Linked DNA regions of Mus musculus: region 1 is linked to region 2. A link is a contact called in ENCODE Hi-C or POLR2A ChIA-PET data. All regions are on one chromosome and are shown on one strand. The core of a region is the stretch at or near the end of the contact, and the rest is flanking DNA. Distances in the headings are between cores, read along the strand shown.

The links. Hi-C counts contacts between places; a loop is a spot of excess contacts on that map. ChIA-PET counts read pairs that join two places held with the same protein, here RNA polymerase II (POLR2A).
Region 1: a loop to region 2 is called in a map of T-helper 1 cell, with 2.2 times the contacts of the local background. The contact joins the promoter of Trim11 here to the promoter of Btnl10 in region 2. A Hi-C loop is called at or near these places in 1 of 37 maps with a recorded cell type or tissue (T-helper 1 cell). POLR2A ChIA-PET finds 5 or more read pairs at or near these places in 3 of 5 experiments (Patski and embryonic stem cell).

Annotation. Positions count from the first base shown.
Region 1 is chr11:58,976,770-58,983,874 of GRCm38, reverse strand. It overlaps Trim11 (tripartite motif-containing 11), which reads right to left and starts at 5,782. Exons shown (of 6, transcript NM_053168.2): 1 at 5,231-5,782; 2 at 2,539-2,634; 3 at 1,652-1,882. The coding sequence starts at 5,635.
Region 2 is chr11:58,915,970-58,923,563 of GRCm38, reverse strand. It overlaps Btnl10 (butyrophilin-like 10), which reads right to left and starts at 5,656. Exons shown (of 6, transcript NM_001363414.1): 1 at 5,372-5,656; 2 at 4,610-4,696; 3 at 4,091-4,444; 4 at 2,994-3,272; 5 at 1,117-1,299; 6 at 1-167. The coding sequence starts at 4,694.

The DNA.
Region 1 (7,105 bases), core at 4,533-7,032, 60 kb before region 2:
TCTATGTGATCTCTCAGCAGATACCCCTGAATTTCATCAATGCTCACTGGTCAAACTGGGAGACTGAGGCCCTGAGCCTGCTGAAGGGCCCTAGAACTAAGAGCCATGTTTCACGATCATCTAGACTACCCTGAGACAGAGTACAGGGGGACCCAAGTGTTCTGGTTTGGGGGACATGAAGAGAAGCCAAGATCTAGGGAAGAGCGGGGCTGGAGCTCACATCTTGGGGATAATTCTAAGGGGGGAGGGGGAGGGGGAGGGGGAGAGAGGGAGAGGGAGGGGGAGAGGGAGAGAGGGAGAGGGAGGGGGAGGGGGAGAGGGAGAGAGGGAGAGGGAGGGGGAGAGGGAGAGAGGGAGAGGGAGGGGGAGAGGGAGGGGGAGAGGGAGAGAGGGAGAGGGAGGGGGAGAGGGAGGGGGAGAGGGAGGGGGAGAGGGAGAGAGGGAGAGGGAGGGGGAGAGGGAGGGGGAGGGGGAGGGGGAGGGGGAGAGGGAGGGGGAGAGAGAAGAGGCGCTGAGAGCTAAGGGCCCAGCTACAGTTTGAATGTCTCCCTCCAATGCACATCAAAGTTTACCCCCTACCATGAGGGGTCATGAGGAACACTTTCCTGAGGTTGAGGTCATTTGTCCTGAGGGTCCTTAGAGTCCCTCTCAGAGGCTGTTGTTTGACCACAACTCCCCTGTCATACACTGTTAGAAAAGGATGGAGACAACACCCTACAAACAGGCCTGACCATCTTGGGCTGAGTGCAGAGCACAAAGTGTACATCATGAGCTGAAAGGGCTGGACTGGAAGTCCTACTGAGAGCTCTCAGGGGTCCGGGAACAAGGATGGGTACTTAAAGATCCAAACAAGTCCTATCCTGCCCCTCCCCCTACAGCACACAGGAGCCACATGCACGTGGCTGTGCCCACTGAGGACAGCAACTGTCGTCAGCTTGAGAAAACGGGAAGCTGCCTCGGGGACTGCTTACGTGGTCCGCCTCAGTGAACGCCCTCACTTTGCACCTGCAGACTCAAACAACTGTCGATTTAAAGTGAAATAACCAACATGTGGGCTGAACACAAGACACTTACCCTTCTCATTAGCCCCTCGCTGCTCAGCAGCTAGCTAACAGCATGTTCCGAATATTCAGCATCTCAGGTCAGCTAGTCGTGAGGGAAGGCAAGCAGAGGATGTGTGCAGCGGACACACAACACTGCAGCCTTTTAGCCAAGGAACTGGAGCATGCCCGCTGGGAGCCTTGGGGCTGGCACCCATCTTCATGGGCAACAAAGAACATGTGTTTTGGGGCGCCCGTCTTAGCTGCTGTGGAGTTTACGAGAGAGATGGCGAGGACATGCTCTCTGCAGACTTGAGTCTGTTATGAATAAATGCTTTCTCATTCTGAATTCTTTGTCCACACCTTTTCTGTCTGTCTGTTCCCCTCCCCCCATAAAGCACGGTGTGACTCATTAGGTGGCAGCATGGCCATAGTCAAGGCATGCAAGTGGCTGCTGGGACTTGGGGATGTCCTGCAAGTCCTGTGACAGCCCAACAGCAGGCAGACACAGAGCCTGTGTGTCTGAGGAGGAAGCAGTGGGCTTGGGGGTAGGGCTGCACACTCCATGTTCCCCCTGGGGACCTCCAGGACATTCCATCCAGTCCACTCACCTGCAGTAAACCCAGGGCTGGCAGCTGGCAGCGGCTCTCAAGCTCGGAGATGAGGGCTGCCAGCTGCGTGCTTTGCTGGCCAAGCCTCGCAGCGCCTTCACGCAGGCGCGGCAGAACCTCCAGCTCTTCCTCCTCCAGCTTCTGCAGCAGCTGTTGCTCCTCCTCTGCCAACAGGCGGCGCAGCCTCTCAAACTCGCCCAGCACATTCTGCCGCTGGCTCTCCACCATCTTCTGCAGGGCACAGGAGGGACAGCTGAGGGGGAAACCTGATGCTAGACCACTGAGCACTTAGAACACTCACACCCCCAAATCCACCACTCTAGGCTGTACACAGAAAATACCACCCGCAGCTCCCTAGACCCCAATATCTGACAGCACATCCAACCTGTCACCTGGAGCTGCCCAACCCAAACCCACCACCCCTTGAGCCCTCAGACCTCCAGCCTACCACCCACCCTTGGCTACCCAGACCCAAGAGCTATACCTGGGACCAGTCACACTCAGCATCTGTCACACAGGCTCCAAGCCCAGCCCCAGGTGTCAGCTAGACAAGGATGCCACCCCACAGCTAGACAGATTAAATCTACCCCAATGTCAAATACCTCCCTGACTCCTAAATGCTACTACTGGAGACCTCCTTGTACCTAGCCTGTTCCTGACATCAGTCCAAATCTGAACTCAAGCATACTAGGACATAGGACAGGTATGCAGGACAGAATCCAACTTAGGTATCCTATATCACACACACACACACACACACACACACACACACACACACACACACACACACACACACACATATTCCAGCTGGCGTGTCTCAGTGAGGCTAGTCTGGCCACCAGCCACTGACTCCACACTCCCTCCTTCACCCGAGACCCAGCACCTGCCTGCCACAAGGCACAGGTTTCCTCAGCCTGGGCTTGGAACAGCATTGCGTCCTCCATTTGTTTCCGTAGGTGCTCCAGTGACTTCTCCAGCCTCCCCTGGTGGGATGGAGAGCGGGTGGTGCCATGAGAATCCCAAGAGGCATCAGGCCCTATAGGTGGGGCCCAGACCCAGAAGTCTGCCTTTCCCCTCCTGACCTCCTAATCCCAACCTCCCCATTGGACCAAATGAAATCTGTCCAGACAATGGTAGATAAAACGCCCCCCAGTTGGCAGGGATTCTCCTGATTTGGCAGTATCCTTTCTAGCGCCCCTCCCCTTTCCCAAATTCATAAACTATCATAGTTGAGGTTTCTCATTTTGGGTTCTCAGCCCCATGGCCCCGAGCCAGCCCTGCTCACCTCTGCAGTGACAGTTTGTTCTGTGCTCAGTGGGCATGTCCAGGCTCTGTCAATAGGACACACTAACAAGCTGGCACTGAGGACCCAGCTTTTCTCCCTTCAAGACACTGTCCCCTCCTCTTCTTCCCATCTGTGGTCACAAGGGCTCACAGCATGTCAGGGGCTAAGGCTTGCTTGAGCCAGTCTCCCAAAATTCCACCAGGTGGTGGGCTAGACTTTTTGGAAGGTGACTGGGACATGAGAGTAAGGCTCTCTGGATGGGATTAGAGAGTTCCCGCCCCTTCTTCTGGAAATACGAGAACACACCCAGAAGGGAGCCACCTTTGAGCCAGGAAATGGCCCTTACTAGACATGCCTTGAGCTTGGACAGCATCCAGGGCCTTGGACCATAGTTGTCGGTAAGACAGAGTGGGGAATGCACCATGGGAGTTCAAACTAGATATGGCTTCTTCCCACAGCAGCTTCCCTCAGAGTCCCTCATGGTCTGGCTGTATTTTCTTAGGTCGGACCTGGTCCAGTTTCCTTTCCCACTTTTTTGCAGCTGCCAGAGAAGCCACAGGCCTATCCCAGAGGCTGCCTTACTCTGGAAACATCAGGCATACCCCTCACTCTGCCCCCCACCCCCACCCCATCACGTACACCTCCAGGCTCTGTTCTGAGCTCTGCCCGAGTCTTTCCAGCGTTTTCTCCTGTAACCCTGGACCTTGTGCATGCTAAGAAACCACTCCCAGCCATTTTCTCACTTAAAAAAAAAAAACAAAAATTTTTATTAGTGTCAGCAAGTGGAAGTGCACTTAAGTAGCCAGGCCTGTAGAGGCCAGACAGGTCAGATCCCCTTACAGCTGGAGTTACAGGCAGCCCTGAGCTGCTCAGAACCCGAGTGCTGGGAACTAAACTCCGAAAATCTGGAGAAGCAGTGCACTCTTTCAACCGCCCGAGCCATCTTGCCAGCCCCTATTTTCAATGCTTAAGTCAGGAGCAGTATTGTAAACAGCTGTGAAGCAACAGCAGCCTGCACACACTTTGGCAAAGGCCTCGAGCTCTGGCCACATGCAACCCTACCACTGGTTAGGTAATGACCCAGACTTCCTACCCTGGGTGTGGTGAGAGTGGAGTGGAGCCCAGGAGGCCCTGGGATAGGCCTGGGCTTGCTCTCCCCTCAGCTCCTGGTTCCTGCCGATGTAATCCCTCCTCCGTCTCTTTGGTTCTCTTCTGGATACTACTCACTCATGGCCCCAGAGCCAAAGAGTGAACTTGTCACCAGGACCACGTAGGCCAGCATGGCCTAAAGAACCCCTCCCAAACTCTAGTGAGTGGAGGGATGGCTCACTGCAGGCCCACTGGTCACAGGGAAGAGCTATCTGCCCATTTCCTGGCGTTACCAGAAAGCAGGCTGTGTCCCCCACACCCAAACCTGCTCCTGTGCTGAACAGCCACAGATACCTAAGCGTACGCAAGACAGAGCATCCATTCTGCAGGAGGGAGACACCCTCTCTGCCATCAGCCTCCTATTTCACAATCATTTCCTATTTCACAAGGTCTCTTTCTGGTAACTCCACACCTTTTGGGATAAAAGGCCTAAGGGTAACTGCTTCTCTGAGCTTTTCTTTCTCTTTTCTTGTGTGAACCCCTATGCAAGAGAAACTTAGTGTTACTTAAGCTGATCTGTCTTGTCTGTTGTTCAGACAGTGAACTTAACAGGACAGAGGACAAAGGTTTTCTTTTTTGGCAATAGAGCAGCTTTAGTGTTGTCCCTTCAGGGCTTATCATGTCATTCGTGGAGAGATGTGGGTCTCTTTCAGCACCATTAAGGGGTTTGGTGGCAGGGGGGTAAACCTGCCAACCAATCATCGGTAAACCGGGTATGGACGAAACGAAATGAAAAATTACTGGGACGATCTCTGTTTATAAGCTTTTTAAGTTTATAAGTTTATAAGTTCACCTTTGTGCTAAAGTCCAAAGTAAAGGAGACTTGGTGCCTGGTTTATTCTGGTCACCCAAGTTCATGCAGTGATGGGGACACACTGGCAGAGTATCAACTCTGACACAGGCCAAACTGTTGATCTGACAGCGGGCCCCTTCACAAGCTCTCCAAGCTGAGTCTGGACTGACTACCAACACCCGGTTTTCCCCAGAATGCACGTGCATCTCATCCTGGAATAAGACAGGCTACAATCCCGACCCCGTCACAGGATCAAGTTAACTGTAACTCACACTTCCTCAACTCAGGGCAGGGCAGTAACGGGACATCCCTTCGCACCGGGCACTGGCCGGCTGCACCCAATGGAACGCACCTTGAGGTCGTCCGCCGCCTCCTGCAGCGGTCTCACCCGGTGAGTCCAGTGCTCCGAACGCTCGCAGATGGGGCACAGCAGGCTGAGGTCGTCGCCGCAGAAGGTGGTCAGCGGCTCGCGGTGCGCCGCACAGACGCCCTGCGGGACCGGAGAAGGCGGGTGCAGGCGTCGTGCCATTTCTGCCATTTTGGCGAGCGGGCGGTTGGGCCGTAGGTTCCTCTGCGCCGACAGCTCGCGACACTCGGGGCACGCGTATGGGCCCTCGGGCTGGCCCCAGCAACGTCGGATGCACTCGCGGCAGAAGTTGTGGCCGCAGTCGGTCATCACCGGGTCGGTGAAGTAATCCAGGCAGATGGCGCAGGTGGCCTCCTCCTGGAGGTTGGTGGACAAGTCTGGGGCAGCCATGGTGCTGGCGTCTGCGCCTGGATCGAGCTTTTCGTGGTGCACCGGGATCGGGCAACTCCGCCGCGAGAGCGCAGTGGGAACGGGCCAGGAGCAGGTAGCGGCACTCTCAGCCTCCTGGGTAGTGGGTACATCCGGCACTAAGCTCTCAGACTTCCGCCGGAAGAGAAACCACAGCGGAAGCAGGAAGCTAGTTTTTATTATTTTTTAGAACCCGTTTGTTCTTGGGTTGGCCGCTGTGTATCGGGGCTCGGGGTCGGAATCGAATTATAGTGCAAGAGATCGCATTTTCGCCTCTCTTGCGGTGACAAGTCTCCGCAGGTGGTGTCCCCGCACCCCAAGATCCGGATGCTGCAAACTTTGGCCATGGGTTCTGTAGCTAATCTCTTGTGCACTGTGTAAACCTTTCTCCGGTCAATACAATGGCCAGTGAGCTTAGGCAGGAAATTAGAAGGTGTGATGCCTGGAAAAGAGAGGGGCCGGGGTGGATGCCGGGATCGACACCGACGCAAGTTTGGCCCCAGAACGCTGATGGAGATAGCAGCAAAAACTGAGAACCAGGTAACCAGCCACGTGTGGCAGAACTTAGAATAACGGGATGATTATGCACGAATCAGGAAACAGTCAAAGCTTATGGTGGTGACCGTCTGCGGCCACAACTTCTGCCGCGAGTGTATCTGACGTTGCTGGGGCCAGCAACTTAGAAAAGTTGTGGACAGCGAGTGCTAAACTAGAAAGCCAGGCACGGCTTCTCTCCCGTAAGATTTCCCGTAGCGGCGGGCTGAGCGCTTGAGCGGCCGTCTATAAGCAACTGGGTAGCGAGCCGGAACGCACTCCAGCCTGCGTCTGCAGCGGCCCGGGTCTAGCACTCCCGCGGCTGCTGAGTCAGGCAGCGGCCGGCCACGAGCCTCTGGCGTGGCCCGCAGGCGAGCAGCTTCTCAGAGCTGCACGAACCAAGCGCAGTTTGCGATCCAGAGCTGGGGCACATAGGCCTGGCTTTCAGCCGGTGGCTGCAGGTAAAGACCTAAAGCCATTCTCGAGCAGCAGGTCGGAAGGGCCTGCAGAAAGATGGAAACAATGGGGGCAGCCTCCTGAACTGAGCTGAGGGGTTGAAGTTAGCCACCGTAGACACTTGCTGGTCTGTGGAGCCTGCAGACGCACTAAAGAACAAAAGGAACATTTTCCCGCAGCGGCTATGGGACTAAAAAGCCCCAAACTTCTGAACCGGTAAGGTATTAAGTTTGAAAACAATAAAAGAGGAAAGAGACTAAATATAAAACATCGTAGACAAATATAGTTTAAGTTGGTAAATCGAAGTTTTTAAGGAGATAGAGATTAAAGGGAAAATATCTTCTATGATAAAAATGGAAAGAACTCAGTGGCACAGGGCATCTAGAGTCTGTATAATTTTTGCTATAGTTATCAGCATATAAATAATTTTTTTCAGTAACGATAACAAATTTTCTATATCTT
Region 2 (7,594 bases), core at 4,407-6,906:
ATGTCTCCCTGCCTCAAATCGCTCTTGAGCCAGGATGCAGGGGTCCTGGTTAAATCTCCTGGAACTGGGGAATACGTCCTGGTCAAATAGCAGCCGCTTCACGCTTTTCTGATCCTCAGACACCATGAGTTTGGGACTGGCGGTTTCAGGATCCAGGGACAGACTCACTGTAGAGAGAAGAAAGTGACAGGTGACAGGTATCCCCATGCCCTCTTTTGACCTCTTGGCCCTGTGAGGATGAAGGATTCAAGCTCTGTCTCCTATCTGAAGCTTTCCCCATCCATCTCTAGCCATCATTCACTGTCTCCATTTACCTTGCTCTCCATGCCTCAGGCAATGAGGGAGGCAGGGATGAGGGATACTTGAAGAGGTGTGAGCACAGCCTGAGACAGCTCCCAGTGTGCACTAAACCCAGGCCAGAGGCCAGGCTCTGTGCGGGAGAGACAGAGACAGAGAGGAACTAACACAGAGACAATCTCCAGCAGAGAGAAGACTTGGAGGCCCAGATGTGGGCTTTTCTGTGGGTTGCATGTGACTGCCAGGTGCCCTCAGGTTTTGTGTGTTAGAAGCCTGGTCTTCAGTGTGAGCAGTAAGGGGTGGGGAAACTTTTAAGAGGCGGAGCTTCGTCCAAGGTGATGCATTCATGGGAACACCATTCAGTTCTCTGAGGACCCTGGGTAGTTCCCATATGTCTTCAAATTCCTTGTTTCTTCTGTCTTGCTATCTACCATGATATGACACAGCCAGGGAGCCCTCACCATACGAACCACCTGATCTTGGGAATTTAGGCCCCCAAATGTGAGCTAAATAAACATTCCTTTACGAATCACCCAGCTTCAGGCATTTTGTTTCAGTAGTGGGAAAGGGACTCAAGCTTTAAGTGCTTGTCTATCCATTGCCCAGAAGGTGGCCCTGTAGTCTGCGAAGAATTATCTTGTGAAAAATAATTGACCAAGGACTCTCTCGGTGGTGAAGGGTTTTCCCTGGGTGGGTTGTAGCTGGGAAATCCCCACTAGCCATTCATTCTGTCCCTGCTGTGTTGGGTGACACAAAGACAACGCCTCAGAGCAGAGCCTGGCGTGTGGGTCTCTGGTGTGATGGTCAGGCCCCACTCACCGTGGAAGAGCCCGGCCTCATCACGGGCTCCTGGATCCTCCTCTTCCTGATTTGTTTTATGCTCTTCTTTGTGACATTTCCCAAAGGCACAGGCTATTGCTGCTGAAACCAGCCCTAGTGCCGTGAGGATCAAAGGCAGAGCTGGTCCGCTTTCCGTGGACAGAGGCCTTCTGGACAGGGAGGCTAAGGAGATTCCAAAGGCATCAAGAATAAAACAGGAGGGGATCGTCTTTGTTAGACACTCGTACACACACACACACACACACACACACACACACACACACCATTCCAAAGTCAAGGAACACAATTTTTGGTAGACCTTTCTAAAGAGGGTTCAGAAAAAAAATGAGTTGTCTTCCAATACTCAGCGCTACAGCTTGAGGGTTTGTGTACCCCAAAACACTGAGATCCCGGTCTCTTAGATGATGGTGCAGGTGGGCTGTGGGAGGTGGGACAGTCCTGAGGGTGGAGCCTCATGACTGCGTGGTTATTGTGAGTTCCAGGCCAGTCAGGGTTACACAGTGATAAGCTTAAAAACAAACAAACAAACAAACAAACAAAAAGTTGAAAAGCAAAGGATTATAAAGAAATAAAAATTTACATGACAAGCTACATCTATCCTTTAGTAGCTAACTAGGTAAACTAACTGTCATCTATCCAGACAGTGGGATAATTCAGCCCCCAACAGAAATGATTTATAGGCATGGTGGTTTGAGTGAGAATGGCCCCCATAAGCTCAGATGTTTCAGAACTTGGCCCCAGTTAATGGGACTGTTTGAGAAGGATTAGATATGGCCTTGTTGAAGGCCATGTGTCACAGGGGGTGGGCTCGGAGTTTTCAAAAGCCCATGCCAGGCCCAGTGTCTCTCTCTCTCAGCCTGCAACTGGGTCTCTCAGCTACTTCTCCAGCACCATTTCTGCCTGCCTGCCTGCCTGCCACCATGGTTCCTGCCATGATGATAATGGACTAACCCTCTGAAACTGTAAGCAAGCCCCCAACTAAATGCTTACTTCTGTAAGTGGCTTTGGTCATGGTGCCTTCTCAGTAACTACCAGGCAAAGGTGAATCATGGAAAGGCAAAACCATGCATAGAAAGAAAAAAAGGTCCGGTTCTCCAGGCATTAAGTGGGAAGAGGGAATGCAGTGGACTTACAGGCATTGTGCAGTACCGACAAATAGATAACAACTCTCCCATGTCCACACCCCGAGCACCCAGCACTGGCGAGCCCTACACACTTGCTGCTGAGCCTGATTGCTCTTGCCTTTTCATTCCTGTCATGCTCCCTTTCTGGGCGTTCATAACCGAGAGCGCTATGACCGTGAGATGAGGTGTATTGAAGACCCAGGAGCTGGAGAGACATTTCAGTGGTTAGGAGCTCTGCTGCCCTTCCTGAGGAACTCTGGTCCCATTTCCCACACCCACATGGTGGCTCACAGCGACCATCTGTAACTCCAGTTCCAAGGATACTGCAGACACACACTGTACTTACACGCAGTCAGTATAACACTCATACACATAAAATAAAAATATTTTTTTAAAGAAAAAGTCTATGCATTTTCTGATTTAATTTGCCATCAACTAAAACTTCTCTAAAAAACAAAACAAACAAACAAACAACCCCAATAACAACAACCAAGATCCATTTAAAAACAACAACAGCAACAGAAAAGCCAGTATCAGGGTGGATCTTTCTTGCTTCCCTAGTGGATCTCCCTGCATCCCTATCCCTGCATTGTCTTGGAAACCAACATCCCTACGACCCTCTTGGCCAGGCTGAAGGGAGGATCTTCTCTGGCTCTGCCTGCATAGCCTTCTCCTAACATCCCTGGCACCCAGGGCCTGGTTCTGCTGTCTTTGAACTGAGCAGATACTCACCCAGCAGGTAAGTCTCTGTCACCTTCTCTGGGAGGAGGGGATTGGAGATGGAGCAAGTCAGGCCCCCCACAGCCGTATCCTGGGGAGTCACAATGGAGAGCAGGGCCACGAGGCCAGTGCTGGCTGAAACTGAGAAGTGACTCTCAGCAGACACTGGTTGTCCTTTAAGGTCCAGCCACTCCACCTTGGGCTCGGGGTACCAGCCTGCTGAGGTGCACTCGGCCCGGATGCCTTTGTCCTGGGTGTCAGTCACACGGATTCTGGGGGACGAGCCCCGCCCTGGAGGAAGGAAGAGACAGCAGCTCAGATCCTGCAGCTACAACTGGTGGGAAGGGATGGCTTGCAGGTGTTAAGTAGGTTCTATGAATCTGCATGGAGCACATCTGTGTGATAACATTACTAATGCAATACCTTCATCCCAAATAAAACGGTTGAGAGAAATGGGGGTGGGGGAAAGAAAGAAAGAAAGAAAGAAAGAAAGAAAGAAAGAAAGAAAGAAAGAAAGAAAGAAAGAAAAAAAAAAACAACCCAAAGCTTTCTACTAAGTATGAGAATGAGGAAGGAGCTAGGGTCTGTCACCTAGGAAAACTTCTCCATAGCCCCAAACAACCCAGTCTCTCTCCTGTCTCCCTCCTGTCTCTCACTTTCCCAAACCTCAGCAGTTTCAGCCTCTTTGTCATTCTCCCCATTTCTCTTTGTTATCTCTCTGGGCTCCTGACTTCCCTCTGTTCTCTTCTTCACTTTATTTCTGTCTCCTGTTCACTGTCTTCCTGTTTCTCCCTCTCTCCTTCCACTTCCCCCAGCTGTTCCCATGCCTTGACCCCCTCCCCCACATCTGTGCTCTCTTTCTGGTACAAGGGTGTGACATAAAGGCAGACGGAACTACACCATACACAGAGCTTGCAGGGAAAACAGCTTTGCCTAGAAGCAGGTGTCACCAAAGCCTCTGCAGCCTTAGGACTCAGGGCTCTGGGGACCGAGGTCTGGAATCCTGGCTGACACTGAGAGAAGCTGAGGAGTAGAAGACACTCCCCCCAACACACACACACACACACACACACACACACACACACACACACACACACACGAAACCTCACCTGCCACCTTCAGCCACAGGGTGGCCTGGCTGTGGGATGTGTACTCCTTAAACACACAGTGATAAGTCCCGTTGTCAAACACGGTGACGTTGTGGATCTTCACAGCAGCTTCTCCCCTGGCTACATGGCTGCCGTTGAATGAGGTCCTTCCCTTATATTCCACCATCTGCTCGTCATACACATCCTCCCCATTCTTGTACACATGCACGACTGACGAGGGCTTGTCCCTGTACCACCTCAGCTCCATGCCCTCAGCGCTGATGTTGAGTGACAGTTTGCAGGGCAACTCTTTGTCTTGACCAACTATGGCCAGAAGTGGGTGGGGAGGTCCAAGGACGAGGAAATCTGATTTTCCTTAGAGATGCAAAGGAAAGGACTAGGTTAGGTCACAGGCAGGAGGCAGGGGCTCCCCTTGTGCCCCCATTTTCCTCTTTGAGAGTTCCCTTAAACCCCAGCTTTGTTGGAAGCCCCAACCTGACGCTGGGCGCTCCTAGGGTCAGAAAGGGAGGGGCGTCCTACCGTTCCCAGAAGTCAGGAGTTGCAGGAAGATGAAGCTGACCAAGATGCTTGGCAGAGTAGCATCTCCAGGGTGTGCCCTTGCCATATCTATTGGGGACACATAGAATTAGATACACATTAGTTATGGTGAGAGAGAAGCTAGGGATCTAGTAGGAGAATGGAGAAACAGCTTAAGAGAGGTAGCTGCTTGTTCACCTACCACATGAGTTCTTAGTCCTAGAAACAGGGTCGTTCCGCACAGACCCCACCTGCAGAATCCCGCGGCTGCCCCTCTGTGTGAGTGAGGCTCCCTCCACCACCCACTCCTGTGTGACTTTATACACAAGCTCCTGCCCTTTGCAGGCACATGGAGAAAAACTAGCTCCAGTAGGCAACTCTCGGGTCATCAGAACCCTGTGACACCCTCCACTGTCTAACTGCCCTGAGACAGTTAGCAGAACCCTCCAGCTAGGGTTAGAGGACACAGCTCTCTCCTCAGCAGGATGAGGACCCCTCCCCCCCCCAAACTCAGGAATTTAGGGTAGTTAGCACAATCTGTTTGGAGAGTGTGTTTTGGTAACTGGGGGGCCAGTCCCAAGAAGCCCGTCCTGGAACAGCCTTAGGCTGCCCTTCATATCTAGTGTGTCCTGTAGGCAAGGGCTCTTGTGTGGCTCCATCTTGGCTTACTAGGGCAGCCACAGGTTCTCCCTGCCCATTGAGCATGTGGAGACATCCAACCCAAAATATGGAGGCGCGCCATTAAAGAGGAAAACACTCACTTACCTCTGAGCCGGCTGCCTGCTTTCCAGGTTCTGCTGACTTTGAGAGCGTCAGAGTTGGTTGGGTTCCCTGAGAATTTCAGATTGGCAGGGCACAAGCCAAGTGATCAAGCCTCGCCTCCCAGCGATATGAGAGGGGAACCTAGAAACTGAAGAACAGACAAGCTCACCAGCTTCTGTTGAGTCTGGTTACTGCCATCAGAAAATAATTAACTCTTACCTTCGGTAAGGGCAGTTTCGACAGGAAAAAAAAAAACCCTCCCTAAGGGGCATATGGCCAGCTGTACTGAGCATATAAGATAAAGACGCTGGGATGAGGGATAAGGGAAGGCACGGAGATGAGGGGAGGTGGCCTGTAGGAGGGTGGCAGCTGGGCCAACTTGGGGACATCAGGAGCCCAAAGAAGAGGACATCTATTATTCGTGCTGGGATCCTAGCCAGCCGTAGGAGTTGGGGAGTTCAGATAAACTCTGGTTATTGAGACCTTTGAGAGCAGCCACGTTGGTGCCGCTGCCTTTGGGAACATTGTGACATGGTATCGAAAGTGACAGGATTTTGGCTTTGGCTGTGGAGACTCCTGTCCAGAAATCCAGGGCAAACCCTTCCTCATCTCTTCCCTCTGCCCCATCACCGTAAGGTCCTGGAAGCTTCACCGGAGCCAGTCTTACACCTGTCAGTTGAGTGAGGCACTGGGCCAGGCTCTATTTGACCTGGTTGTCCTTCTTATTGACTTAAAAGGGTTGGTGTCTCTAGAGACTTTGGGTAAGGGAGGGCCACTCGGCTCTGTGCAGGGCGGAGTGCTCACTTTAACTCAGCAGATGGTGTAGGACTCTTTTTTTTTTTTTGAGACAGGGTTTCTCTGTATAGCCCTGGCTGTCCTGGAGCTCACTTTGTAGACCAGGCTGGCCTCGACCTCAGAGATCCACCTGCCTCTGCCTCCGGAGTACTGGGATTAAAGGTGTGAGCCATCACACCCGGTGGTGTAGGACTCTTAGGTGCTCTAGGCCAGGCAGTAATAAGAAAGTCCAGGCCCAAGGTCTTTTCTGCTTGTCTCCTTGGGGTGCACCTTCTGGTAAACAAACACCAGGGGGCGCCACATGAAACCATGAGTTATGTTAGCTAGGCAGCAGTGCCCCCTGCAACTCATCTCCCCGATCCTGTGAGTCAGAACGGAGGACTTACACTATCTAGAGAAAGCCCTCAGCAGCCTGAGTGTTTGGTTTCAGACGGGGACAAGGGACTGAGGTGCATACTTTACACATCAAAGCAGCCCTGCCCTCCAGGTTCTCCCTGCATCCCTTAGTCCCTACCTGGCATACCCTGCCCCCACCTTAAACTTTCCTGCCCAGAGGCTGGGCTGTCCTTGCCCCAGAGGCTCCTCCCTATATAATCCAGACATTTTGGTCTCTTCTTCTCCTCTTCTCTCTCTCTCCCCTCCATCCCTTTTCCATGGCGACTTCCCTAGCCTCAATCCTTGGGGCCAGTGAACTTGCCCACCTGAGAGCAGCTTCCCAATAAACCTGCCTTTAATAGAATCTAATCTGGTTTAAATTGGCTCATTTCAGTGGCAGAGAAATAACTTATCACTGAGATTCCTCAAAAAATTAGAAAAAACACTACCCCATGAAGCGTCCCACCACAGGGAATGCACTCAAAGGAAATTATACCAGTATGTAAAAATGATGGATGCACTCCGAATGCACTGCCACCCTAGGGTTTTCATTTTTTTGTTTGTTTGTTTGTTTTGTTTTTCTTTTTGAGACAGGGTCTCTCTGTGCAATAGTCCTACCTGTCCTGGAACTCACTCTGCAGATCAGGCTGGTCTCGAACTCACAGAGATCCTCCTGCCTCTGCCTCCCGAGCGCTGGGATTAAAGGTATATGCCACCACTACCTGGCCAGCCCTATTCTTGATAGCTAAGAGAAATTAAATAAACCCACAGCACTGGAGGGTGAAAAGCTAGGCAGCAGGACTCTGCAACCAGAACAGAGCGAAACCTATCATTAGTAACAAGATGCACAGAACTGGAGATTTTTTATGTTAAGTAAGATGAGCCAGGCACAGAGAAATGAGCACAGCACTAGCCAACTCATACATGGCAGCTGAGATGTTGATCTCAGAGAAGGTGAAAGTAGAATGCTGTGGAACAGAGTTTGGGACCAAAGGGGTTGATCGATGGATGCTGAGGTAAGTGTTAAATAGCAAGAAGTGGTGATCTGCTAACACA